Linked DNA regions of Mus musculus: regions 1, 3, 4, 5, 6 and 7 are each linked to region 2. A link is a loop called in an ENCODE intact Hi-C map of the cell type or tissue named here. Cell type or tissue: heart. All regions are shown on one strand. Region 1 overlaps Tmem131 (transmembrane protein 131). Region 2 holds the start of Tmem131 (transmembrane protein 131). Region 3 overlaps Vwa3b (von Willebrand factor A domain containing 3B). Region 4 has its middle 33 kb from the start of Vwa3b. Region 5 overlaps Tmem131 (transmembrane protein 131). Region 6 overlaps Tmem131 (transmembrane protein 131). Region 7 overlaps Tmem131 (transmembrane protein 131).

The links. A loop is a pair of places that touch in the nucleus more often than their neighbours do. Peaks named below come from ENCODE experiments on the same cell type or tissue, not always from the same donor. Only the 100,000 strongest peaks of a DNase experiment are listed, where the experiment ranks them.
Region 1: it touches region 2 in a loop (2.4-fold over the local background); 6 of 42 quality-filtered maps call a loop at or near these places.
Region 3: it touches region 2 in a loop (2.0-fold over the local background); 4 of 42 quality-filtered maps call a loop at or near these places.
Region 4: it touches region 2 in a loop (4-fold over the local background); 9 of 42 quality-filtered maps call a loop at or near these places.
Region 5: it touches region 2 in a loop (2.1-fold over the local background); 7 of 42 quality-filtered maps call a loop at or near these places.
Region 6: it touches region 2 in a loop (2.9-fold over the local background); 9 of 42 quality-filtered maps call a loop at or near these places.
Region 7: a loop joins it to region 2, with 6 times the contacts of the local background. A loop is called at or near these places in 11 of 42 quality-filtered maps.

What each region holds. Positions count from the first base shown.
Region 1 is chr1:36,882,828-36,886,827 of GRCm38, reverse strand. The region is part of intron 2 of Tmem131 (transmembrane protein 131); the gene reads left to right. Among named protein-coding and RNA genes, the nearest start is that of Tmem131, 55 kb to the left of the region's middle. In heart, a CTCF peak has its summit at 2,163; a DNase peak (open chromatin) is centred at 2,087; H3K27ac peaks cover 889 bases.
Region 2 is chr1:36,938,203-36,942,202 of GRCm38, reverse strand. Tmem131 (transmembrane protein 131) reads left to right here and starts at 2,676. Exons shown (of 41, transcript NM_018872.2): 1 at 2,676-3,038. The coding sequence starts at 2,858. In heart, a CTCF peak has its summit at 2,190; DNase peaks (open chromatin) are centred at 2,232 and 2,522; H3K4me3 peaks cover 2,590 bases; H3K27ac peaks cover 2,021 bases.
Region 3 is chr1:37,075,941-37,079,940 of GRCm38, reverse strand. All of the region lies in intron 7 of Vwa3b (von Willebrand factor A domain containing 3B), which reads right to left. Among named protein-coding and RNA genes, the nearest start is that of Gm39626, 32 kb to the right of the region's middle. In heart, no CTCF peak of the experiment used is centred here; a DNase peak (open chromatin) is centred at 1,720.
Region 4 is chr1:36,994,357-36,998,356 of GRCm38, reverse strand. No RefSeq gene overlaps it. Among named protein-coding and RNA genes, the nearest start is that of Vwa3b, 33 kb to the left of the region's middle. In heart, no CTCF peak of the experiment used is centred here; a DNase peak (open chromatin) is centred at 1,616; H3K27ac peaks cover 721 bases.
Region 5 is chr1:36,838,160-36,842,159 of GRCm38, reverse strand. Tmem131 (transmembrane protein 131) reads left to right here. Exons shown (of 41, transcript NM_018872.2): 6 at 450-566; 7 at 1,649-1,771. Among named protein-coding and RNA genes, the nearest start is that of Zap70, 78 kb to the right of the region's middle. In heart, no CTCF peak of the experiment used is centred here; a DNase peak (open chromatin) is centred at 2,109.
Region 6 is chr1:36,863,365-36,867,364 of GRCm38, reverse strand. All of the region lies in intron 4 of Tmem131 (transmembrane protein 131), which reads left to right. Among named protein-coding and RNA genes, the nearest start is that of Tmem131, 74 kb to the left of the region's middle. In heart, no CTCF peak of the experiment used is centred here; a DNase peak (open chromatin) is centred at 2,414; H3K27ac peaks cover 354 bases.
Region 7 is chr1:36,820,542-36,824,541 of GRCm38, reverse strand. It overlaps Tmem131 (transmembrane protein 131), which reads left to right. Exons shown (of 41, transcript NM_018872.2): 19 at 1,389-1,475. Among named protein-coding and RNA genes, the nearest start is that of Zap70, 61 kb to the right of the region's middle. In heart, CTCF peaks have their summits at 2,239 and 2,441 (motif pointing left); no DNase peak of the experiment used is centred here.

The DNA.
Region 1 (4,000 bases), 55 kb after region 2:
ACATCTGACGCTTCCTACAGATGTAGCACAAAGGCATGAATGAGAACGAGCAACTGGGGGTTCACCAGCCCCAGGATGGGCAGTAGTAGTAAACTGCCTTAAGCCACTGTGCTTCAGAGGCCTGACTTTGCAGCAGTGGATAACCAGAGCCCTGCTGTGATCTGAAACCTGCCTGCGTTGTACTCATTTTTTCCCCATTGTTTCAGAAATCCCCTTTTGTATATCTTTGTAATGAGACTCCAGTCAAAGCTCTGCACACCAGAGCAGAGCTATGTTCTTGGTAGATGAACCTACATGGCAGGGAAGTGAGTGTCCTGATGACAGACACCACAGATCTGTGTTCAGGTCACTATTCCTTTAGCAACAAACTGAAAATTTTCAGTGGAGTGTTGTTCTGAGCTCTGTGAGCTGTCCTGGTGAATAAGAGAGTCAGGGGATCATTGACAGCCTTGCATTTATAGCTGATTTGTCAGAAATACAGGTGGCCAAAGTGCACAACTGTGTATGGAGTGAGGGCACAGCCAGCATCTGGATTCTCACCTGACTCTGACTGCTTAGATAGTATTAGAGGATAGTATTTGAGTCCACCAGGAGTAGTATTTCCATTATGTCTCATGTGAAGATATGTTACATGATGCTGTCGTAGGAAAGGCTGCCGTATGTAGGGATTTAGTGGTTTTGGAAGTGGGGCACTATGATACTGCTTTTTACCATCTAAGCAAGAAGTTAGCAATCGTTCTGTAAGGATCAGACATTAGCTGTCTGAGGGTTCAGGTGCTAGCAGTCTCCACTTAACCACTCATCTACTGTTACTGTGGTACAAAAGCAGCCGTCTATCCCTGGTACCTAGGAAGCAAGCATAAAACCAGTAGCAGAGTGGCTTGGTCTGTGGGTTGTAGGTGGTCATCTCCTCTGAACAGTCTTGGGAGTGGGCTCTCTGTTCTGTTAGGGAAAGGGAAGGGAGAAGGAGCTAGGATCAACTTTTATGAAGGCTGAGAATATTCATCTCTATAAAGAGACATGTAAAAGTTTGCAGAAGTTTGGAAAGCATAGAAAAGTAATACTATTGGGTATTGCCTAGGCATGCTTTATTTGTTATTGTTTTTGCTCTGGAAATCAGTCTAAGAGTCTTGTGTGTGCTGGACAAGCACTTTGTTGCTGAGCTATAGCACCGGCCTCCAAATTCTTAAGTGAATGTAATAGACTTAGGCAAGCAGCTTAATGTACAGAAATCAGTAAATTAACCAAGTAAGCAACTGGTGAGTGACAGAACCGAGCCTTCCTGTAAAGCTTCCCTCTTAGCCACTGTGCTTTTCGCGTAGACTGGAGAGCAGCGCTCTGATGTGATGCAGCCTAATGCCTGCATTCATTTCTATGGTGCCTGTTCTCACTAAGCATAGTTTTGTTTTCTCGCACTATAGACAGTTCTATAACATAGCAATTAATTTTATATCACAGTAGCCATTCATCAAGTCAGGGGCCACAGGAAATATTCATAATTGGTATGACAGCTGAACACTTTGAATTATAGTGCAAGAAGATGCTACTACAGATAAAAATTAAGGGGGCCGGAAGGTGGCTTAGCCAGCAAGATGCCTGCTCTGCCTGAGGACCCGAACTGGGATTCTAAGGCACCCAGGCATGGTGCACATGTAACCTGAGCCCTGGGGTAGGGGAAACAAACCCTTGGAGCTCACTAGCCAGCTAGTCTTGGCAAATTTGCAAGCCCCAGATTCAGTGAGAAGAGACCCTTGTCTGAAGAGATAACATGCAGAATAATAGAGAAAAACATTATGTGCCTGTGTGCACACAAATAAAAATGAAAACTATAATTAGTAACATCATAAAGTTCAGGAAAATTTACATCTTGAGCCAAGTAGTTCATTGTTTGGGGAGTCAGGGAAACTGTCCTGTGCACTTTAGAATGGTCATTCGTGTCTTTGTTTTCTTGATGGTAATGGCATCTGCTTTGTAACAATTCAAACATCTCTTAAGGTCTGGGGAAGTAGTTTAGTGATGGTGATGGCCTAGCATGTGCAGGGCTGAACTCAGGCCCTAGACCTTTACGCTCAGCCCACAGGGATCCCTGTGACCTTGCTGAGGAAGTTGAGCTATTGTGAGCTGCATTTATGATGAGAACTGACACATTACATAAGTGCTCCTGCAGAGGCCAGTGTGGTGGATTGAAATAGTCTGCTTTCCTCCTGTGAATCCTATTGAGAGGTGGGGAACCGTCTAAAAAGTTGTGTTCAAATTGGTCTGGAATTGGCAGCCCAGTGGTGAGCACTGCATGCATGTGGTGTGAATTGCAGGGTGGGAAGGAGTCTGATGGCCTCTTCTGGAGTGGCAGGACAGAAGGATAATCTGGGTTCATTTGGGCATTACCATGTTTCTCTGATTCTGAGAACTTTCTTTGAACCACTAGTGGTAGTCATTTGTGATAGATGGTTTACATGATATAGATAGTTTCTAGGACCCAGAATTCTGCTAAGCTCTGTCGTGGAATGTGATGGGCCAAATGTCCCTTCAATCAGCTGGTAAAATTGATTTCTCTGTAGAGATGTCCTCTTTAAGGAAGTAATCTCTTTTCAGACAGTTGTGGCCCATTTACTTTTTCCCTCACGCGTGTGTAGGTGCACCACTTGCATGCTTCATGCTGTGCAGGTCAAAAGCAGGCATCAGATCCTCCCCACACTGGACTTAGGGATGGTTGTGAACCATCCTCAGCAGGAACAAGTGCTCTTGACCTCTGAGCTATTTTCTCCAGCCTCTGCTTTCCTGGAGTGAATTTCCTGTTCTTGTTCTTTGTTTACATTTCAGTCCCCACCCCCTTTCTTCTCACTGCTTTGTGAGAGAAACTTTCCCATTATGAAACCCCTCCTGGTACAGTTACTCAGGGCAGGGCATTTGCTTGCTCTGTTACATGGTTTTGCGGCTTGTCTTGTGTCTGTTCCTCCTGACATGACTTGTTTGTGGTTAAGCTCTAGATTCTGACACTTTTAAAATAGATTTTGATTTGACCTTCAGTGTACTGAAGGCGAATTTGGTCTCTTCCACCTAATTTTTACACTTTCTGTTGTGCTGCCCTGTGTTTAGGCCCAATGTTAAGATACACGTAAAGACAAGTTTAAGATTTTATTTCTCAGATTACCTCAGAGCCAAAATAGCATCTCCTTTCAGTACTTGGGGCACAGTGTTTGCCTGCTGTGAGACTTTATTATAGCTAAATGATTGTTTTGTTGTGTCTGCCTTATACTTCAATAAGAATTTATTTGTTCTAATCTTATTTCTTATTGAATATCAGCTAATTTTTCATAAGATGTTGTCTTAGGGCTTCTGTTGCTGTGAAGAGACACCATGACCAGGGCAACTCTTATAAAGGGGAACATTTAACTGGCTGGCTTACAGGTTCAGAGGTTCGGTCCTTCACTATCACCATGCTGGGACATGGGCATATGCAGGCAGACATGGTGCTGGAGAAGGAGCTGAGACTTCTACATCTTGAACCTCAAGCAGCAGAAGGAGACTGTGTCCACACTGTCTGTAGCTTGGGCTTCTGAGACCTCAAAGCCCACCCTAACAGTGACACACTTCCTCCAATAAGACCACACCTACTCCAAATGTTCCACACCTCTTAATAGTGCCACTTCCCACAGCCAAGCATTCAAACTCATGAGGGGCTCTTCCTAGTCAAACTACCACAGAGGGTTTGCAGTTTATCATCCTGAATACTTTTGCTTTTGTCCTTGGGATCTTTTGCTACATTGTCTTTATGATGTTTTATTCCTCAAAAAGTACGCAGGGCAATAGATTTCTTGAGTTTTGCTTCTGTTTATACAGGAGCATAGCTCCTTATGCTCTGATGTTTTGATCACCCTTTATTCATCTATGAACAGCATACGGTGTAGATGTCTAAATTACACATTGAAAAGGCTGCATGCTGTTTTATACTGGGAGATCATAACTACAGTCCAGTAGTGAGCACACCCAGCTCCCTTAA
Region 2 (4,000 bases):
AACGTCCAAAGGTTACTCTAGTACATTCCTCCTGGCCTTGTCATACCCTCTGGGTATGATGCTGCCAATGTCTATCAGGCACAGGGAAGATTTTCACAGTGGTGAGTCCTACGAGAACCATCTTGGCAAAGATAATCTAAAAGGCTCTTGAACCACTCCCTTTGGCAATCAGACTATTCAAACGATGGACCCCAAGGAATTGGAATTTCCCCAGAAATATCCCTTTGAAGGAAGTGAAAGGCTGAGGCCTGGGTGCCAGCCTCAGGAGAAACCTGTCTCCCAGGAAGAGATTTGCCACAATTTGGATAGCTCCTCAGATCACATTGCAAGGAGACTACAGAAAGAAATGGGCAGGGGCAAGCCTTGATCAAGACTGCTTATGTATGACTACCTCTTGCCCTCCCTCCGTTTAAACTGAAACCTGTGTTAAACACTGCTAAGAGCGGGCTGGGGACCTTTAACCCTCCTCTTCCCACTGTGGCCACACTGAATAAATCTCCTTGCCCTGCTTTTCACTTAATTGTCTCTTTAATTGGTGTTAGTGACAGGCCGGCCTAAGACTACCTTGCCTGTTAGGGCTGCCCCTGCCCAAATGCTGACTCTAAAGAGTCAGGTAAAAGCCTGTTCAAGTATTCCAAGGAGCCATTTAAAAAAAAGAACACAGCTCAAAAATACACAGTTAGGTATAGGGTCTTGGAAAGAACTTGTGTTAAGAAAAAGGGCCCACTGCAGAGGCAGTAGATTCATGAGAAGCTGACCTCTGCTGAACATGTTCCTATATGTTCAAGTGCCAATGACACATGCAAATTGTTTCCCAAGGGGCTTTTGAGCCTAGGGTTAATATGGAATGTGGTTGATGCCTGCTTTAGAGAAGTGAACTTTTCAAGGTTGGAGGGACTTGCTTGCCTCGAGTTTGGCAGTGGAGGAAGGACTATTGCCAGCACCCTGGAAGCTAAACTATGACCCAGTGAAGCACTTACATTTCCTTGGGCTTAATTTCTCCCAGTGTTAGAAACCTTCCATATAAATCTCTTACCTTAGGCACATTTCAAAAGCCAGTTTAGAGATAATTATTGAGATTTCATTACATTAAGAAGAAAATTTAAGCCCTGGGTTGGATACCCAGCACTGAAAACCATTAACTTAAATTCAGTGCTAGTATTCAAAAAATTAATGTTCTTTAAAACAGCAGTCAGGGATGGTGGCATATACCTCTAATCCCAGTATTCTACTGACTTTTAAGGAACACAATGAGTTCCACTCCAGCCTGGGCTCACAGTGAGTTCTAGGTCAACCTAGGCTACAGAAGGAGAATGCCTTGGGGGTGGGGGTGGGGGGCAAACCAAAAGCCATCGGGGGTGAGGACGCCTTCAAAATGTATTATTAATTTACATGTTTGCTTCACAAACAGGACGACAGCAGAAGGAAGAACGTTGAGTACCTTTTAAAAAAGGTTTTCTGAAATCCCATTTTCTTTTCTAGTTTGTTCTAAGACATGCAATAGGCAAATGTGGCCTTTTAAATAGATCGACTAACTCAACCAAAAGCTGAGAAAAGCAAAAAAAGACTCTGGGGCTAGGCTCTGGGGGGAAGTGACCAGGCTACCAAACTGTGACAATATCCTTCCTTCCCCTTCCCCAAAGGGCCTAGATTAAGACTTGTATCGAGCAAACAGACACACAGAAAAACACACACACACACTCAAACTTTAACCTGGGAGACATGAGGTGCTTCTTACAGGAGACTAAGACACACCATCTTTGATTTTGGCCTTTGAAAGGAGTATGCGCATAGAAACATATTGATCATTCCAAGACAGAGAAAACCCAGTCTGATTTCTGGCACACCTCGCCTTGTTCCTCCACCCCGCCCCAACTAATGCTTTTTACACACATGGTAAGTTTCCAAATACAAGCAAGCAAAGAAACTGCATAAAAAGGGCTTCCTGTGAACAAGAGGTACGAAGGTTCCATTAAGTCCCTCTTGGGTACGCTTTGGAAGACACAAATGTAAAGAGGGCGGGTCCCCCGTTCTTAAGGAAGCACTGCAAGAAATTGAATCGGACCCTGAACACTTCCCACGTCAAAGCCACCGAGAGGCAGAGGTGCGACCCGAGAAATCACTGGCACGGACTGTCGGCGCTGGGCTCCGGATGCGCACTCAGCCCTCTGAAAGGCTCGGACATTGCAGTACCACTAGACCCGGGTTTGTCCCGGCGTCGGAGGCGCGGCCGGGCCCCGCCCACGCACCAAAGCGGCTGCGCAGCGTGGCTACCCTATCTCCCACGTGACTGCCGTCATTGCCTCCGTGAAGCTCCGGCCGCCATCTTAACTCCTGGCCGGCCCGGGTCCCTCTCCCTCCTTCTCCCGGGCCGTGCGGCAGTGACAGGGTGCGGTTGGCCGCCCCGGCCCGTCCGGTCGGTGAAGCCCGTGTGATTCTGAGGGCGGGGCGAGGAGCCGGAGCTCACGGAGTCCACGGGGAGCACGCGAACCGGCGGGCCGCCCAGGTATTGGCACGGAGGGGGCGGGCCCCTGCGCTCTGCCCCGCCCCTTAGAGGCCAGCGCCGGGGCCCGCGGCCCTTGCCCGTTTCCAGTATGGCCGCCCGCCGTGCCTGACCCGCGGCCTCTCCGTTCCGGCTCTTCGTAGGCGATGCCGATGCCGAGACTGTGACTGACACTCTCGCTCCCACGCACGCACCGACCCAGACCCACGCCGGGAGCCCGAGCTCTGGGCCCACAACCGCTCTCTCCTCGGGCACCGCGGCCATAGCCCGGACCACGGCTCCCGCGCCGCTGCCGTCGCCTCGCGGAGAAGGGTCGCGCAGGACCTCGAGCTCGGCGGCCCCCGGCCCGCCAGGATGGGGAAGCGGGCGGGAGGAGCAGCCGCCGCCGCCGCCGCCGCCTCCACGTCCTCCGCGGCCGGGCTGGAGCCCGCGGCTGGCCGAGGCGGGGGTCCTCGGAGCGCAGCCGCGGGCCTCCTGGGAGCGCTGCACCTGGTGATGACCCTCGTGGTGGCCGCGGCGCGGGCCGAGAAGGAAGGTGGGTTGCCGGCGGCGGGCGGCGGGCGACAGGCGGCAGAGGGAGGCCCGCGACGGGCGCCGGCGCGAAGTTGCTGGGTCGAGCCCCGTCCCGAGCCGGCGACTCGGGGTTCGGCGAGCTGCCGCGTCGGCCGCGCGCCGCGGCTCTGCCGCTGCTCCGTGATTCCTTTCCCCTCACCGTGTCCCGGTCTTTCCCTCGTCTACTGTCAGTGCCCATAAAACTTCCCGAGCTCTCTTGTAGGTTCTTGCCACTTGGCCCGCTATGCGAGGAGGCACCCCGCTTTTAGGCTTCTTGGTGGCTCCTGCTAGGTCGATCGCGGGACGCTTTTCTTGTTTTCCCTTTGTCAGGTTTTAATTTGGGCATGCGGACCGAGCTCACTTTAAAATGCGGTGGTTAAAAAAGAAGAAAAAAAAAAAGCGAGACTGGTGGAAAGGCTTCAATACACGGCTTATAAAATTTCTATTTGCTGGGACATCTCTTTGAAGAGGCTCTTGTTTCCTTAGTATCCTTCTTCACTATCCCTTTGCGGTATGGAGGATCGTTTGTTATTAGCCCTAAATAGACTCTCATTTGCCTCTAGTAAGCTACTGGAAGCCGGTTTCCATTTCTGCTTTAATATCCTCACGTAATTCGGTGCCTTTCTCTTTGATGTGTGAGCCCTTAGAAACGAATGTCAAGTTCCCAGCTTGCACACCCTTCACCTGTAACTCACAATTGAAGCCGCACTCCAGTTTTAATAACTCCTCTAATATTGTAAGGTTGTAAAACTGGTACTTTGACAAGATCAGAAATTACTTTGCAGTCTTGAAGACTAATTTGGGGGTGGGGGTGTTCTGGACTACCTGTTTCTGAACGTGAGCCCAAGGAGAAGTGTGAGCAGTCACAGAACCTTCATGAATTAATTCACAGTGAATGCTGCTTTTTTTTTTCCCTAAGAAGAAAACTAGTTAGATTATTTTTGT
Region 3 (4,000 bases), 140 kb before region 2:
TGTGTGACTGTCTACTGGTCCCCTACTCTTCTTGTAAACAGAACACTGTAAAATGCAAAGGGGATGTCTTCTCACTGTCCCCCATTCACTTACTTTGATGATCCAGGGAATGGCACTGTTGAGAGGTGTGGCCTTGTAGGTGTGTCACTGTGGGTGTGGGTTTTAAGACCCTCATCCTAGCTACCTGCAAGCCAGTCTTCTCCTAGCTGCCTTCAGGACAAGAGGTGGAACTCTCATGTCTGCCTGGACGCTGCCATGCTCTCACCTTGATATTGGACTGAACCTCTGAACCTGTAAGCCAGCCCTAATTAAATATTGTCCTTACAAGACTTGCCTTGGTCATGGTGTCTGTTCACAGCAGTAAAACCCGAACTAAGACATTTAGTAAACCTGAATTAACCATTCCTATTCTGGGGAGGAACACCCCTTGCTGATAATCATGTTCCCCGGGCTCTCTGGCGGTACTGGTGAGCTGACGGCGGAGACCTGAGCGCATGGAAAACAGGAAGAGTAAACGTATTCCTGCCATGATGAGATGTAGTGAAGGGGCCTTCCCTCGAGTCAGGCTCACCCTGTCTGAGCTTTCAATCTTCAAAGGTGTGAGCTAAGTAGCTCTTCTGGATTTGTCACTGCTGTTATTGCTGTCTTCACTAGTTTTTAAAAGTACCCAGCCTCAGGTATTCCACTATAGCAATAGCAAACTGGCTAAGATAACTATGATAGCCTTAAGGATGGAATTTTGTTTATCGATTTTTTTTATAACTAAAGCACCCTTGATAATTGGCTAATACCTCCAAATAGACTGTTTTAAAATAGACTTTTTGAGAATTCCCTTTTTCTATCCCTGAATATCCTGGAGCCCAGCAAAGCTCTCAACTTTTACATATCTAGAGGCCTCTCTCAGCTTTGAAATCATAGCAAGCTTATTCAAATATAATCAGAATTCACACTAGCTCTCTTTCCCCAGGCAACTCGGTTTAAATTTTAAGACTTTTGATGAATTTCTCCACATCTTGTGTGTTGTTAAGCTATGCCTACAGGATGCTTGGACCTACTCGGTTAGATCAGAGGTTGATTGCAATGGCTGAGCTAAGCCCAGAACTGATCTTACCCCTGTCTGGTATCAGGTGAACAGGCCACACTGCAGCTAAGAACCTCGAACTAAACAAGGAGTCCAGGGCTGGAGCCTAAGATGGAGACAGGAATACGGGAGTAGGGGTGGGGTGTCCCTAACCATAGGGGCTCACTCTTTGTGAGGGTGCAAAGCCTGAGCGTCCATGAGATCTTCAAAGGTGTGAACTAACGGTGGATGAGAGGGAGGTAGGGGTGGGGAGTTCTTATGTTACTTTGACTCTTGGGGGAATGGAGAAAGGAGCAACATAAATCAGAGCAGAAGCAGACATGGACGCTCGGAGAGTCTGGTGCCCCTGGGTTCAGAGTCTTGTTGTCCATTTCTTTTGATTTCTTCAGCTTCACCCCAGTGAGATTTTAAATCCTACAGCAGATGCTTAATAAATCCTTACTAACCAGGGGCCCGCCTTAAGCGATGACAAGAAATTCAAGGTGCCAATCAGGCAAGAGGGGTGGAGTCTGGGGGGGAGGGGAGGTCATACAGACCTCCGCCTGTTAAACCATCACGTGGCAACAGCTCAGAAGGACTGTTCGGCCACATTCACTGAATTAAGCTCAATTTCAGGCAGAGAAAAGGTAATTCTGAGAGAGCCTCTTGCTGCCGACAGAAACAGCTACCGAAAGGCACCACCCGGCACTTCTAAATTAAACTGGAGAATGGAAACAGAGAGGCATGGTGCCAGGCCTGAGTGATGGGCCACGAGACTCAGAGTCTAATTAAAGATCACGTGTGTCTGCCAAGAGCAGGACTGCTCCTTTAAACATAGCAACCTGATGATGTTCAAGTAAATAAAATGTAGTTTTAAAACCCGTAGTCTTAGCTCACGCTTTCTCCCCCTCTGCCAAAACAAACAAAAAAAGAAAATTTCAAAAATAGACTACCAGTTTTTTTTTTACAGCTCTTGTGCTTCTTTTTAAAAAGGCTTTTGCATTTTGTTTATTATATGTGCGTGTAAGCATACATATGTGCATGAAGGTCAGAGGGCAACTTCCACCACGTATGTCCTAGGACTTGAACCCAGGCCCTCAGACTTGGCAGCAAGCACCTCCACCTGCTGAGTGGTCTTCCTGGCCCCAGAGCAGATTTTTTTTTTTAAGTTCCAATTCACTCAAAGTACCAGATACAAACAAAATGTACCCTGCAAAGCGTCGTGGCCTTTTACTACAGCCTTGTGCTATGGCCCTTTCCTCTTAATGTGCTCCTTACATAATCTCTTCCGTCTATCTGGCAAGCAAGGTCTAGTGATGGTCACAGCAGAACCTATCTATCGTTTTTTCTCCTCCTCTGTAAACTGGACCGGTAACTAAGATGACTCAGCTATGTTGAGTGTGTCAGCGCACAGAACAGGCTCAGCGGGAAGAGCTACTTCAGGGCTGATTGCTGACAGCTGCCTAATGAGAGGAGCCCAGAAATAAAAGACAAGCCTTGTTGCCCCTTTTCACTCCATTGGACAAGGAGAGGCTCTAAGCCGTTGGGACTTTGGGTGGTATGTATCATATCAGATGAAAGTTTTAAACGCAAGCTGCAGTGGTTTGGTCCAGTGAGATGCTCTGGCTTGATGAAGCGGGATCACGCAGCACTGAGCATGGCTTGCAGCCCACGTGATCAGGCTAGCCCTGGCTGCTTGAATTTACAAACCTGAAGAGCCTGGGATCTCAAACCACCTGAAGCATTACGCTGTCAGCTCTGACGACCAGTTCCGTGCCTGAACTAAGCAGCTTCAATGTCAAAATTATTACATTTTCATGATGGATGATGACAGACGCCAACTTTTACTCTGATCTAACTTTATACATCTATAGTCATTATTTCAGATTTTTTTTTTAATGATAAAGCAAGAATAGAAGCTAAAACAGAAATAGAGCTTGCTTCAGACACTAATATGATAAGTCTTCCCGAAGAGTTCCCAAACCTCTACCTTGGACCCACCAGCTTTGAGAACCCAATGGGTAGCCATAAAGATGGTATCCCTGGCCATACCAGCAGCTGCAGCTTCTAAACAAGTACAGACCTCACCGCCAGCTCTACGGGGGCCTTCCAAGAAGTGAACGCTAGCATGTCCAACTTTACAAACATATGAGCAGCGTTTTGAGCTCTGGCTGAGCTTACAAAGGAAGAAATTACTCACACAGAGGGCCCAGTGCACTACCCGACTCAACACTAAGTAAAAATCCCACTTCCAGGAGAAGAGGGACATGGGCTCCTTTTGCCACAGCAGGGATTAACACCCTCCATGGTTGCCCTAGGATGCTCCCAACAACGGGACTTGTCTCCCACCAGGACACTTGATCCTTCCACATCCAGTTCTCTGTTCCCAATTCTAATTCCCAGCCCTGACTATGTAGTGACTCTTTAAATTGGTCATTATGATAGAGGCTGCCATGTTCTTCCAGATTATTTCACCATCTAGAGCCAGTGTCTTCAGGAAATGCATCTGGAATTCTAAAAAAGAAAAAGGGCAGTTGATATTCATCGAAAGCTGGTTTGTCCTGAATATTTCTCTGTGTGTCATGTGGACTGAAGCCCTCAATACTCATATAAGCAGATGGTATTATTCCCATTCTATAAATGAAAAAGCATAAAGTCTTGGTAATATGCTATCATATCATAATTTGTGGCAAAACTAGGATTTGATGCCAGATCTGATACCGAAGTGATTCATTTTCCATCAAACACTGTTTCCTGGGACCAAACCCAGAATCACACAAGAATGAAAGGCTGTGACCCCTTGCATTACTGTTCACATCCCATACCCACGCCCCTCCTCAGCTTTCTGCGGGTGGAAGAGTCCTCACCCTTCATTAGGACTGGGCATGGTCATGTGATTAGCTCTGGCCAATGAGACGTTAGCAGATAGAACATGCGCAG
Region 4 (4,000 bases), 56 kb before region 2:
CTAGAAGTTCTTGCACATAGGGTAACATGCTCTTCAGGGGCTGGTGCCTGGACTTAAGGCTCCTTCACTTGTGTTTCTTCACTTAAATTATAAATTTAAGAATGTTTATTAAGAAATATAATATGAGATTTATAATTACTAAATTAATATTGAATTATAATAATACATAAAATAATATGTTTATATTATCTATAATAATAAATATAATAAATTATATTTTAAAACAATACATATATGTGGTATATTATATAATATTATGTTATATACAAATATATATGATATAATATTAAAATCTCTTTAAGTAGAGTCTGATGGAACAATAAAACATGCTGCAGCCTGGAGAGATGGCCCAGCCATTAAGAGCACTGACTGCTCTTCCGAAGGTCCTGAATTCAAATCTCAGCAACCTCATGGTGGCTCGCAACCATCTGTAATGAGCTCTGAAGCCCTCTTCTGGGGTATCTGAAGACAGCGACAGTGTACTTACATATAATACATAAATACATCTTAAAAAAAACAACAACAAAATACCATGCTGCAAGGGCTTGGTGCTTTGGCTCTCAGGTAGACCACTTCCTGCTGCCTCGTCTTGGCTGCCTGTGTGACCCATGCTCACCCATCCCTTCGTCAGTGGCTACTACTGCCCTCTGCCCGAGCCAGGGTTCTTTTCCTTCCTTTATAATCACAAAGACTCACATTTTACTCTTGCCTTGACCCAAATACATACTATTCATAGACCAAAGAAATGTTCATGAGCCACAGAGCCTACAAGAGAATTGGCTGATTAAACCTAGCCTCAGTGGTGTAAAATATTAACACCTTATCTTTAATATCAAAAGTGGCACCAAAGTCGGGCAGTGGTGGCGCACACCTTTAATCCCAGTACTTGGGAGGCAGAGGCAGTCGGATTTCTGAGTCTGAGGCCAGCCTGGTCTACAGAGTGAGTTCCAGGACAGCCAGGAATACACAGAGAAATCCTGTCTTGGAAAAAAAAAAAAAAGTGGAGCCCATCACATTGCCTCAAAGCCACTTCAGTTCCAAGGCTCAATCAGAACTGGGCACTCAGGCTAAGACCCCCTTTAAAGAGTTCTTAAAATCGCTGGCTGCAGTGGAAGACTCCTCACACAGTCTTAGGCTGTTATATCCATGGGTAATCAATTATGGTTTTTGTTGTTGTTCATCAGAAACCCAAGAAGGGACACTAAAGCGAGGGCACATTGTGAGTTCTGGCCTTATGTTTGTGTTCTAACAAAAAGCATGAAGGAGCCAGCAGGACTGTAACCTCAGCCAGCAGTGGGGGCAGGGGTAGCTCCAGCAGTGGGGGCAGGGGTAGCTGGACGGAGACTCCAAGGCCAGCCTGAGCTACACAGGGAAGCTGTCTCTAGAGCAAACAAAAAGAATGGGAGTTCAGACTCCTGCAGTCCTCCACTTCCTTGTCAGTCCTCCACCTTTGAGACCCGACAAGTAGAGCTTCAGTTCACCCCTTATTTGGGGGCTCATGTCAGCCTTATTTCCTGCCCATGGTGGGGCTAATGTTTGCTCCACATCTGCTTGTTCTCTCTGCTTTTGTGTGTTGTTACAGGAAGCCTCAGCTCTGGTCTTGTCACGGTTCCCAGCAACAGCTGACTGGCAGGATAGGCTCCTCCTGGGCCCACATCCAGGCAACTGACAGGAGCAAAATCTATGGACTTGAGGCCTCTCTAGCAGCAACCTGAGAGTATAAGAACACAGGTTGGCCAGGGCCAGGGCAGAGGGGCCTCCCCACGACCTGTCTGGCTGAGCTTCGGGATGTACCAGAGAGCAGCAGATGTACCTGAAGACGGCCACAGGCGCCTATATGACCATCTATGCGAAGCTTGGATACCATCCATGCAGGAATACAGTGAACATGGCCTTGGCTACATGGAGTTAAAAACAGGAATAGAAAGTCTACCCGGGAGAGGGGCCCGTGGGGCTGTGAATACCACTGCACCCAAAGAAAACCAAGTTACAGTACCTAGTATGTTCTTGCAAATGAGGGCTAGCAAAGGAGCTAGCTCAGGCTATTTAAAGTCCTTATTTAACTCACGGGGGACTGACTGCTGAAGGACAAAGGGTTGGAGATGTCCCTTGGGCATAAAGCAAATAGATGCATTTATGATATCTAAGTAAGATATCTTTAAGTAAAAAACAAGAAATTTATTTCAACTCCTATGGGAATCCTGGCCCATCCGGATGTTGGCTCCAAATTACATTCTTGCTTGTAAATCAATTTTACTCAAGTATAATTTACATATAATTAAGTATACAGCCTGATGCTTTTCACAAGTATAGCCTGCTGTGTAACCACTGTCACGACAGAGAACATTTCCATCACCCTAAAAAGTCCCCTTCTCCCCTTGCAGACAGCCCTCACCCTAATCGTGGCCCCAAACCACAACTGACCTGCTTTCTGTCAGTGCACACGAGTTGTGACTTAGACTGAAATTTCACATAAATCTACCTTTTTGTGCATGCCTTCTTGTACTCTGCAAAAGGTTCTTTTGAGATCCTTCCTATAACCCTCTCTAGAATGAAATAACAAACAAACATGTATCCGTGGCAGCTAGTCCCACGAAAGGAAGCCAGCGCTATTTCAAGAACAAGTTTCCCAAATTAGGAGACAGCTCTCCTCCGTCAGTATGAGGCTTCTGGCTGGAAACTTTTCTTAATAATGGGTTTAGAAAGGGATCCAAGCTGGTTGTGCAGAATAAGCTTACATCAGTACGAATGAATTATTAATAATTTCACTTTGAATTTAGTATCCTCATTAAATTGAAAGGACAAGAAAGAGGAAAAGGTAAGCTTAGGTTGGAGGGAAAGAAATGCATGAAAACAAAAATGTTTAAAGTAGAGAACTTGTTGAACGATGGTATATGTTCCGTTTTCAAAGCAGATTAGTCTTTAAGCGTGTGTGTGTCTGTATGTGTGTATATGTGTGTACATGTACGTATGTGTGTATGTGTGTACCTGTATGTATGTGTGTATATATGTGTACATGTATGTGTGTATATGTGTGTACATGTATGTGTGTATATGTGTATGAGTGTACATGTATATATGTATATGTATGTTGTGTGTATGTGTATGCATGCATACATGTATGTATGTATATATGTGTGTACATGAATATGTATATGTGCATGTGTGTGCACATGCATGTATATATGTAAATAATGAGTAAAGCATTCGTCAGACAAGCCTGAGTTGAGTTCAGACCCTCACCACCTACAGGAACACCAGGTTGTCATAGCAGCCTGCCTGTAATCCAGTGCACTCAGGAGGCAGACACAGGGACTTCCTGTCCAGCCAGGAAGCTCTGGATTCAAATGAGAAACCTCCTTAGTACGTTCAGTGGAGAGCACGTAAAAAGACTCCCAACCTCAACCTCTGACCTCCGCATACATGTACACACACACCACCACCACCACCACCACCACCACCACAAAAAACAACAACAACAACAAAACCAGAAAGGCATGAAGTTGAAATCAAGTAATTTTAGTGGTAACTCTAAACACACATGTGTACAAATAATACTAATTGGACTCAGTAGGTATGAGTTATATACATATATGCATATGTGTAATTATAGAATAAAAAGATCATGGATTTGAAGGGAGCAGGGGTGTGGGAGGAAATCAGAAAACTTTATAAAGATTATTCGTCAAATTCTAAAAAAATGAGAGGATCAGAGGTGAGGAGGACATAACATCTGTCCCCAACACTGGGAGTAACTAGGACCGGTGACACCCAGGCATGCAGGAATTCCGCCAGCATGGGTTCCTTCCGGTCTGTCTGGGCCCATGCCCTGAGCAGACCTTGGGTGTAAACTCTGCAGCCAACCACAAAATACCCAGAGGCAGCTCTAATCCCAGGTGCTCCAACATCCAGGATCAGAGGGTCACAGGATCCCAGGAGCTTGGTCACACCAGGATCTCAAGGTCTCAGAGGCAGCTTGACTCCCAGGAGCTCTGACATG
Region 5 (4,000 bases), 100 kb after region 2:
AATTTAAGTAGCTGGGACATTTCATATTTCATATGGACAAATGGCAGAGGTCAGAGGATTGAGGCCCAGGCTTTCTGTTTTAGTACAACACTGCATCTATATAGAAAGCTTAGGCTCAGCCCCGGGCCTGTTTGTCTGGTCTTGGAGCTAACAGTGTATAATTAGGTCCTTTATTCCAGTCTAGTGACTTTTGAATGACCAGAGTCCAAGGGAGCTATCTGAGCAGAGCTTTAGGCTAGTAAAGGACAAAGATAGGTAATGAAGACATCTTTTATTATTTTCCATTGTACAACAGTGTGGCTAACTTGAAGGTTAGATGTTTAAAAGGAAACAGCTGGTTTATAGAAATGATTCTAAGATGTGTTTGTTTTGTAGAACTCTAGCTGTCTGTTAGCCAGTATGCTCTGACTGTTTTGTGATAATTTAATTTTCTTACTTTTCTTTTTCAGAAAATTCTTCCAGGAGGAAACACATCATTTGATGTAGTTTTTCTTGCAAGAGTAGTAGGAAATGTAGAAAATACTTTATTTATTAACACATCTAACCATGGGGTGTTCACTTACCAGGTAAGACCAGAACTTACGCTTCCTTTTCAGTACAGTCATAACCAGCAAACCTGATAACCTTTAGGAGCTGCGGTGTGAACTCCAGGGGGAAATGGGAAATACAGGACATTAGGTTTAGGGCACTTACACTTCCTGGATCTCAGGGGTTTGCATTTCATCTATTGCTTTTGTTTGTTTGTTTGTTTGTTTGTTTGTTTGTTTGTAGTACCAGGAAATGCACTGAGGCCCTCGCATATTCTAGATGTACACTCTACCACTCCTGGCTACCTTGTCCACTCAGTGACTAGACTAATGTAGAATGAAGGGCTTGGCTCTCCCAGGCACTAACACAGGCGGTCATAGTCTATAGTATCTGACGGTTACTGTCAGGTTGTTAAGATGAGCTTCAATGACTGCTGTACTCTAGTGTACTCTGTCCTTTCCCACAGCTGGTGCTCCTCCAAGTCTTTGTCCTAAATACACCTCATCTGTCTGCTACTCTTGGCCCTGCCCCTGCTCTTTCTCAGATGTCACCTCTGCTACCTCTCACTGTTCCCCAACTCCTTCTCCTTCTGTGACTTACTTTATAATCACAGCACATTTTATAAGAGTCTCTGCCTTTACCACATCTGCCCAGTACTAGAGTAAGTGCCATGGGCTCATTATTTACTGTGTTCACTACGGTGCCTGTGCTGTGCCTGGCATAGCATAGACAATAATATTTGTCATTTGAATAGTTGCCTTTCCCTTTTGGTCAGCCTAAGTGAAATGTTCCATGGGGGTTAACCTGAGCCTGGGCTCCATAGCTGAGCATTGTCTGGGTCATGGCTCTATCCCTTACTAGTGGGATAGGGAAATTTCAGCTCCCTGTGTGCATCTCTATGTGTAGTCCATGGTCTACTGAAGGGCTGTGCTAAAAGTCATCCAGAACTCATTCTGGATGCATGTACACAGGAAAGCAGATCTACGCATGCCACTTCAAGGGGTGGTTAGCATTGCTCGCATCAAAATTAGACTGACTGTTCTCCAGAGATAAGAGAGCTGTAACTATGAAAATGCTAGTTTACAACGCAACTAAAGCTTTTTTCCCCCCTTTGAAACAGGTATTTGGTGTTGGGGTTCCAAATCCGTATCGATTAAGGCCATTTCTTGGGGCCAGAGTCCCCGTAAACAGCAGCTTTTCACCCATAATAAACATACACAATCCTCACAGTGAGCCTTTACAGGTGAGTTTCTGTCCTTTTCCAGAGGGTAAGTTTAATCTTCATTTTGGTGGGAATTAGTGCCTAGCAAGAAATCTCAAGTCTGTCACAGTTGCCAAGACTATGTTAGAAAAAGTCCTAGGGTTTTCTAGGTGGGCTCAAGAGATGTGGGGCAGTCCACACTGTTTGCGTGTTACCCATTTTCCTCAGTCTTTGTTGTGACCTAGTTATCTTCACTTTGAATTAATTTCTCTACTCCTTTCCCAGTTATTCCTTGTTTGTTTGCTAAAGGTGGGGCATCATGCAGGCCTGGCACTTGCTGGACAGACGTGCTGCTGCTCAGCTGTGCCCAGCTGTGCCAAATGGCAGGTCACAGTACTCAGTGAGATAGAGCTCTAGCCAGCCTGCAGAGCGTGGCCTTCAGCATACACAGAGGAGAGCAAGCAAGCAGAAAACCTTTTCTGCTTATCTTGGAGTTTAGATGTCCTACTGCTTTGTTCTCTCTTACTCCTTCCTGGGAGACTTTATGATAAAACAAGTATCACAGTTCCCCTACTTACTACTACTTTGCCCCAAATTTACTAAAGTTAAATCAATGTATCTATTCTTTGTTAGCACTAAAGTTCTCTGCTATTAAAGTTTCCCACCATCTTGCCCACTCTCTTCCTTAATGTTTACCTAAAAGAAAAGAAGGCAGGTGTCCATAACAAGTGTCCTCAGTCAGTACCTACTGCAGCTTCATGTCACCCAACACTAGACATCACCAGTATGTTAGTGTAAGAAACTGTGATGTGAGACCAGGCAAGTTGGCACACACTTCTAATCTCAGTACTTGGATTGTTGAGTCCAGACAACCTGTAGCAAGGCCATGTTGCAGATGAATAAAACAAAGCAAAGCAACCATAAAGAGAGAAAAGAAATGAATTATTAATAGAACCTGGTGAATCTCAAGGTAATTACATTGAAAGAAAAAAACAAAACAAGCCAGATATAGTACATACTATTTACTCTGTGTGTAGAAAACTCTAGAAGAGGGGCTGGGAAGGTGGCTCTGTAGATAAGAATGCTTGTTTTTCCAACATGAGGTCCTGAGTTCTAATCCCCAGCACCCACTGAAAGACTTTGGCATGGTAGAATTTACCTGTAATCCCAGCACTGGGGACATAAGGTCAAGCCGATTCTGACAGCTCACTAAGCAGCCAAATCTGAAAGAGCAGCAAGCTCCCAGCTCAGTGAGAAACTATCTCACAGCAATATGGCAACACAGGAAAATGCCCAGAGTCAAAGGAATATGCACTGCCTGAGAAGAGGGGGGGCGGAGAGAATTTTGGAGCACTGGCTATATTTAATATCTACATTGCAGGGATGGCTTCATGCCTGTATACAAAGGTCAGCAATTCCCGGGTTATACTTGAATACTTGTCATTTATTGTACACCAGAGATATTAATTTAAAAAAACATTGTAGGCACAAGCTTCAAAACCAAATATCTTTGTATTTCTGTTTTAACTGAAACATAGTTAAGTGCACATATTTATGGACCACTCTGACATTTCAGTACATGTCTACAGGAGAAAATGAGTTCTGGGCAGTTGGCTTACCCATCACTTCCTATTCCTGTGTATTAAAAACACTCGACATCTTCTGTGATCTTTGAAATGGCCACTAACTGTTGTCAACTGTAGTTCCCTTCATCCCATAGACCGTGAGACTTTGCTCCAGTCCAGCCTTGCAGAGTTGTTGCACATTAGCCACTCTCTCTCTCCAGCCCTCCTGTAGAGACCTTTTTTGGTATGTGTGCTATTGGGTTCAAACCCAGAGCTTTGCACATGCTAGGCATATACACTCTCAACTCAGAAACCAAGTGCTTTGATCTTTATTAGAATTGTACATGTATCTCAGAGTGTTTAATCTTCTCATGGCACTGTTATTGGATCCACCACTAGATCTAGCTATATGTAAAATTGATATGTACGTATACATTTTTTGGTTTTGTTTTTCTGAAATAGCCTCATGTAGCCTAAGATGGCCACAGACTGTGCAGCGCAGATGGCCTTGAATTCAAGATTGCCTCAGCCTCCCAAGGGCTGAGAAGACAGGCATGTGGCACTGCAAAAGCCTTAAACTTATATTTCTAAAACTTCATCATTTACATGTATCTTTATTTTTATTTATTTATTTTTTAAAAAAGGTGTTCTGTTGCTTCCTAAAACCTAGTTTCTGAAACTACACTGCTTCCAGGTTTACTTTCAG
Region 6 (4,000 bases), 75 kb after region 2:
ATACCATAGAAAACATTGACACAACAGTGAAAGAAAATGCAAAAAGCAAAAAGTTCCTAATACAAAACATCCAGGAAATCCAGGACACAATGAGAAGACCACACCTAAGGATAATAGGTATAGACGAGAGTGAAGATTCCCAATTTTCCAACTTCAAGGGCCAGTAAATATCTTCAACAAAATTATAGAGGAAAACTTCCCTAACCTAAAGAAAGAGATGCTCATGAACATACAGGAAACCTACAGAACTCCAAATAGACTGGACCAGAAAAGAAATTCCTCCAGTCACAGAATAATCAAGACACCAACTGCACTAAACAAAGAAAGAATTTTAAAAGCAGTAAGGGAAAAAGGCCAAGTAACATATAAGGCAGACCTATCAGAATTACACCAGACTTCTCACCAGAGACTATGAAAGCCAGAAGATCCTGGGCAGATGTCATACAGACCCTAAGAGAACACAAATGTCAGCCCAGGCTACTATACCCAGCAAAACTCTCAAACACCATAGACGGAGAAAACAAGATATTCTATGAAAAAAACAAATTACACAATATCTTTCCACAAATCCAGCCCTAATAATAGATGGAGAACACCAACACAAGGAGTGAAACTACACCCTAGAAGAAGCAAGAAAGTAATCTTTCAACAAACCCACACAAACATAATTCCACCTCTAACAAGAAAATTAATAGGAAGTAACGACCACTTTTCTGTAATATTGCTTAATATGAAAATTAATATTACAAACATATCCTAATTGATTGAAATTCAAAAATATGAGTGATTAAAAATTTGTTGGCTGTCATGCATTGGTCTTTCTAACTTGATAACTGGAAAAATCCAATATTGCACAATCCATATACACTTTCTGCTTGTTTGTACATGACAGTGTCTTGCTGTGTACCACATAATGGTCTTGAAGTCACGCTCTCCTGTCTCAGCCTCTCTATTAGTAGAATTGTTTATTTGATGTTTTTACAATATACTGTGGTTTTCAGAACAGCTTATATATTTCAAAATTATTTATACAGCCAAAAGAAGTGTAGACAATTAATTTGGGTGGTGGCTTGTAAGAGAACAGCAAAAAGTGAGACTGAAGGCTTTGCTTGATATTTATAATTACTGTATCAATTTTGAAGAAGAGGACTTTATAAATTACTCTTATTCTGAGATGAATGCTTTTCAAAATCATCACAGCCAATGAACCAGAATCTTACCCTCACCTGAAGTCTGTGCCACCCTCCAAGCAGAGCCATTGTTCATTGAAACAGTTGATGAATGACTTCATGGATAGACCATCTCAATACACACACCATTTCTTAAATGAATGTAACCTGTTCCCTGCAAGCTGTGAAGGACAACAGTCACTCAAGTCAAATAGCTTCGACCATAGCAGGAAATCTGTATCCAAAAATCATACCTACAATTCATTCCTTGGCGCAGCAGAACTGTCAACTCTTAGCTTAGCTACAATGGAGGTAGAATCCTTTCGTGATGTGAGGGACATTGAAGTACATTGTAATAAAATGAACTCCAATGTCTAAAAATTGTTCTCATTTTTGTTTTGTACCACATTAAGAGCCAAGATTTTAAGCTCTACTAAAACCAAACAAAAAAAAGGCCTTATCATTTTATGTTCATTTAATAACATGTCCATCATTTTTAAGATTGGTATAAAATATATTGTGTTGAATATGATTAAAAAGATAAAGAGAGAAAAGAAAAAAATATATTTTTATTATATATTTTAATAAAAAGATTATTAAAATAAAAGAGAGAGGAAAAAGTTATTCCTAAGTGGCTTCAGGAAGTAGACAGTTACTATACTTGTTCATGTCCTCTTTGAGTTAGGGTTTTTCCTCCACTCATAGAAACATAGACATTGTTAGTTAATCAGAATTTTTCCCGCATTGATCTATTTTCTTTCTGCCTCCAAACACTCCTGCATTTCTTAAGTGGGTACTAAGTAGGAAGCATGAGGTCAGAGCACCACTGTAGAAGAGCTGCTGTAGGCTACCTGCCTGTTGCCTGAGGACACCTGCCTACCTCTAGCAACCCCGCCCATGTTTGTTTGTTTTTGTTAATAAGTGTTAAGCTTTCTTTTCAGTTGTTCAACCTGTGGGCAAAGTGAGCATGTCCCTGGCACAGGAGCAAATTCTGTTTAAGTTGGATATAACATTTCCATTCTCATTTAGGGTCAGTTTACAGAGAGATATGACCCAGACTAGCTAGGGGTATGAGGACACATGTAAGGGAATTCTGGAGGAGGATTTTTTCCCTCTATGCTGCTCAGTGTATAGAAGTCCCCTCTTCCAGGCTAAGTATGGGATTGGTGACACAGTGTTGTGGCAGCCATCCTGTTACTTGCCAGCGAGCAGTACTTGGCAGGATAGAGGCAGCATGTTGTGTCTCCCAGCAGGAAAATGCAAGGGCGTGTTCCCTGGGCAGCAGGCTGCCATGCTGAGCTCACAAACCCCGGTGGGTGACTGCACTGGCTGGGGCCTTAGTTAGGACACCAGTTTTGTGTCCTTGGTACTTTGTGGAGCACATGGTCCCCTTCCTCTGCCCCTTCTTTTGTCTGCAGGTAGCCTTGTGAGCACACATCTACATATTCGTCCTATCTGAAGCCTGCTGGGGCACCTTTCCCTGATCTTTCATAGCTCTGGCACAAGCCTGTGATTCCCAGTCTATGGCCCCATTCCTCGCCACTGAGGCATCTGAGTACTTCCTGTCCCTTGGAGCACTCATGTCTCTTCTGTCAGTCAGGAGAAAGGTTTTATCAAGTTTATGTACTCTCTCCTACATTCTTCATTGCTCTGCTACCTCCTCTTGGCTCAGGCCCGTGTTAGTTGAAAACTAAGACTGTCTCTACATGTATGGCATTTACTGACTTATCATCCATGCTGTCAACAAATTATAATGTTAAAATTTGATCATGAGGCCAGGGAGATGGCTCAGTGGGTAAAAGCATATACTGCCATGCCTGATACCTAAGTTCAATTTCTGCTATCCACATGGTGGGAGGAGAGAACTGACTCCCAAAGTTGTCCTCTGATCTCTACCCTCATACTTACAGACAGCATGCCCTCCTGTACGTACACACACATACACACACACACACACACACACACAAGGGGAGTAATAAATAAAATTTTTATAAACTTGATCACATTATTATCTTCCCATAAAAAGTCCTTTAATGGTTCCTGTTGTCTTATGATAAATGCGAATAGTCTTCATTTCTTATTCCACATATATAGAAAACTACAGACTGTTTCCTGAAGTCAGTGTGATCTTTCTAACTCTGGGCATGTTCTACATACTTTGAAAATAATCTCCCTCTTTTGTTTCTGAGAGAGAGAGAGAGAATAAATATGAGAATGAATACATGGGCACATGAGTGCAGTGCCCGTGGAATTTAGAGACAAGATCTGTGGAACTGGAGTTGCAGGCACTTGTGAACCATCTGGCATGGTTGCTAGAAACCAAACTCTAGTCCTCTGGAAGCAGTAAATGAGCCATTGAGCCATCTCTCCAGGCACACTAAAGCAGTGTTTCTTACACATAGAAAGAAAACAAATTATGATCGTACATTGAACAGGGGTAGCAGCTATCTATTTTTTTAATGCGTGTATTTGTGTGTGTGTGTGTGTGTGTGTGTGTGTGTATGTTTAGGCAGGTCAAAGAACAACTTGTGGGGATTTGATTCTTTCCTTCCACCATGTAAGTTTAAAGAGTTCTCCCACCCTATATTTCTTAAACAAAGGATTCTGTCACTGAACCTGAAGCACATCCATTCAGCTAGACGGTTGGCCAGATAACCTCAGGACCCTTTATGTTTCTACCTCCTTAACTGTATATGCCCAGGTTTTATGTAGATGTTGGGGTTCACGTTCAGGTCCTCATTCTTGAACAGCAGATGCCAGCCATCTTCCCAGGTCCTTGTAGTTTTATAAGCCGTCTGAAAGCAACAGGCACTATGATTCAGTCATATTTT
Region 7 (4,000 bases), 120 kb after region 2:
TCTGCTGAACCTCCTCAGACCTCCTAACTTAACCACAGTGACAGGAAAGTGCCCTTAGCACACTGAGAGTCACGCTGTTAAAAACCTGTCTACAGATCACCACAGAGCAGGTCTGGACTGGACTTCCTGAGCTGCAGGTCTGACTCTGCACTTGTGTTTTGCAGTCCTCTGTGTAGAGTGTATATTATATTCACTAAGATCCTGATTGCATGTATTTCTGGCAGATCTGATCTTTTTCCTATTTTATACTTTTGATTTTTTGGATAAAGGTTCTGGAACTCACTGTATAGTAAACCAGCCTTGAACTAGCAGGCCTCCTACTTGAGCTTCCCAAGTGCTAGCATTACAGGTGGAAGGTTGCTTGCCTGTCTCAGACCTAAATACTTTTAATTTAACACTTACAGATCTTTGGGCGGTTGAGTACTTCTAAATTCAACAAGTTGCTATCTTTGTCCTCCTGAGTGGTTTCAGCATACACAAATCCAGTGGCAAAATAAACAGAACTGGCTATTCAAATAATAAATGATTAGAGTATATCCAGTTACCTCCAAAAGTGAGGAATTCATACTTAACATTCATATAGAAGTAAGTGCCTTTCAGAATTGAGACAGTTTTGGTTTTTTGGTTTTTTTTTTTTTTTTTAATGGATGAAAATAAAAATTAAACAGGGCAGGAAACATGGTTCAGCAGTTAGGAGCACTGGCTGTTCTTCTTGAAGACCCAGGTTCAATTCCCAGCACCTACAAGGTGGCTCATAACTATTTGTAGTTCCAGTTCAGAGGATCTAGTGCCCCCTTCCGGTTTCTGCAGGCACCAGGCATGAGCGTGGTAGGTATTCAGGCAAAATAGCCACACACATACAATTAAAAAAATAAAAGTTTTTAAAACAAAACACAAATATACCCCCATACACGGCATTCATGGCTCACTTGTGATACTAATTAGGAATAAGCTGAAATTCTAACTACAGAATGTTCAACTTGTCTTTAAAACTTGAGTTGAAATCTATTTCTACCAAAACAATATTGAATTTCATAGCTGTAGAAATCCTGGATTTTTATAGATGTTGTTTTAGGAATACAACTTTCCTTTTTAATCTGTAGAGGACTTGTATTTTGAAAAGCTGTCTTTATTCCTCCCCTGTGACTTGGTCTTAACTGGTTTTAGCAGGTAAATGAGTAGTCACTGGAAATGGATTGTTTTCATTTTATAGAAAACCTTGGGCAGATTAAAAAGTTTCCAGGGTGGTTTTAATACTGGTTTTGCGTTATTGTCAGTATACAACACAAAATAAGCTTTGTTTTTAATTCCTAAAACAGTGAAGTCATTGTCAGTAGCAAACATCCCAGACTTCTGACGTGATGGTGGTCTGCCTCTTTCCTCCATAGATCCTGACCATCCCTGTGAAAGCTGTGATCGCCGTGGGCTCGCTGACCTGCTTCCCCAAGCACATGGTTCTTCCCCCTTCCTTCCCAGTAAGCCAGCTCACGCTTCGCTTGATCGTTGTTTTCTGTTGCTTAGTGCTCAAATGGGAAAGACATTTCCTGTTTTCATCCTCTACTGTAACTGAAGCACCGCACTGCGCCAGGTTCTTAAGAGAATGGAAAGTGGGATGAGCAATAGACCCTCCCTCAGGAAGATTTCCTATGAAGACTGGAAGCAGGAGCCTTGATGTGTAAAGCAGATACAAGTTGTCCTGCAAAGAAAAAGGGGCTTAGAGAGAAAGCATCTTGCAGCCTAACTCAACAAAGCCTTTCCTGCTTCCAGCAAAGCCTCCACTATTTGAAAGGGGGAAAAAATGGCCTAAAGAAATGTCTTGTTCTGTATAGTTTTACACACACATACACACAGAGTGACCTTTTTTAAAAAAACAAAAAACAAAAAAAAAATATGAAGCTGTTTAATTAGGTTGTTAGCAATTTAGAAAACCTAAGGATGCATCCCATTGGTTGTCAGGGAGAGAAGCAGCTGCACCCTGCAGCAGGAGGGCGAGGGCTGCGACAGGGCCGTGTTTAAAGAGTCACTGGGAGTCCAGCACCTACATGACAGGATGGCTCCCAGCTGTCTGTAACCCCAGTTCCAGGGGATCAAGACACACATACAGTGCACATAAATACCAACACTCGTAAAATAGAAACAGGAACTCTTGATGCAGAAAAAGTTGATATCAAAATGTTTCTCTGATCTATCTGAAAAACAGCTAGAATCAATTTTTTCAGCTTGATAAGAAATTGTCTAGGCAGGCATGTACAGACAATTTTAAAATCATCTCCAAAAACTTTGTAGATGCTTAAAAATGTAAAAAATGTCTTTGTGGGCTGGAGAGATGGCTCAGTGACTAAGAGCACCGACTGCTCTTCCAAAGATCCTGAGTTCAAATCGCAGCAACCACATGGTGGCTCACAACCACCCGTAATGAGATCTGTCGCCCTCTTCTGGAGTGTCTGAAGACAGCTACAGTGTACTTACATATAATAATAAATAAATCTTTTTTAAAAAAAAGTCTTTGTGCTAGGGAAAAAAAACCCACATAGGTTTTATTCAGTAGGAAGAGGTCCCTTGATTTCAACAAAGCCCAGCTGAATTGGATTTTTTCCTACATAAAAATATAAACATTTACTCTCATAAATAAATAAATATAATATACAAATAAATTGTTGGGTTTTACATATAAAACTTGATATGTGCAACATAAGTATAAAATCTCTTTCTAGATAGAATCAGTATCTTTTTAGTTACTTTTAAGATTTAAAATTAAGATGTTTTCAGTTCATCTGGGGTTGGTGGCTCTGCAGGTGAAGGTGCCACCAAGCCTGATCCACCTGAGTTTAGCAGGACTCACATGAGGGAAGGAGAGAAGCAACTCGTGTGAGTTATTCCCTGACCTCTACACGGTCTGCATGGGGCGTGCACGCCCTGGCACATGAGCCCACCACCACACACACACAAGTAAATAATGTAATCTTTTTAATTTTAAAGAATTAAAAGTCTGTATATAGGATATTAAGTAAGGAAATACAAAAATCCAAATACTTCTTGACTACTGTAGACAGCAGTGGTTTCATGTGTAATTCTAGAACACTTGTCACAATTCCTTTTTGGTTTGATGATGGTTTCTTACGGGTTGGTCTCTCTAGGAAAGGAATGAGGTACCTTTTATCCCCAGTGACTAGCAGGTGATATACATGAGGGAGGTGGTTGGGAGAGGACACAGGCAAAGATATTTCACAGGGATCAACTCCTTGAGTGTCCCAATGAGGTCAACACAGGGAGGCAACTGTGAGAGACAGGTAGTCAGAGAGCTCAGCTATGCCTCAGAGGTTGAGCCTTGAGAGAAGAAATAGGAAAGGAGCTGGCTTTTTGAGAAAGAGTCAGGATGCGTTGGGCAGATGTAGGAATGTAGAAATGGTATCTTCTTGGGGTGGAGGTCTAGCGGGTAGGAGATGGGACACCCTATTTAACAAAGCCTGACTCAAGATTGTGTCCCTTTCAATATAAATTTTAATAAGGTTAACATATTTCAGTTGGGCTATCATCGAGCCTTTGCCTCCCTATATTGCACTTTGTCCTGACTGTATGTTACACCCATGCTTTATCATGCGTGCATAAGAGCCTTCTTCCTCCTCAGTCACCATCAGTACCCCAATCTCCTCACTAGCTGCTAGGGAGCAGTATGTCAGAAAACGTTTCAAAAACCTTTCAGCTCAATATTTGAGTAGAGTTGCAAAAGGAATTTTATTATCTTTGGTCTTCATGTGGCCTAAGAACAGGCCAGCAGGAGTTATGTTAGCTGTAGAAACTGGATAGCTGACAAGGCAGCACTGCAGCCACCGCTGTACCCGTCCTCTCCCCAGCCTCATGGCCACCCTCGGGGTCTTGCCAGGGAGAAGGATGTCATATATCTGTTTTCTGGGACTAATTATTAGACAAGCACGTTTCTCATTTAGAAAATTATTTTAAGGGGATAGGAACCACATGTACAAAGACCATAATTCTTTAT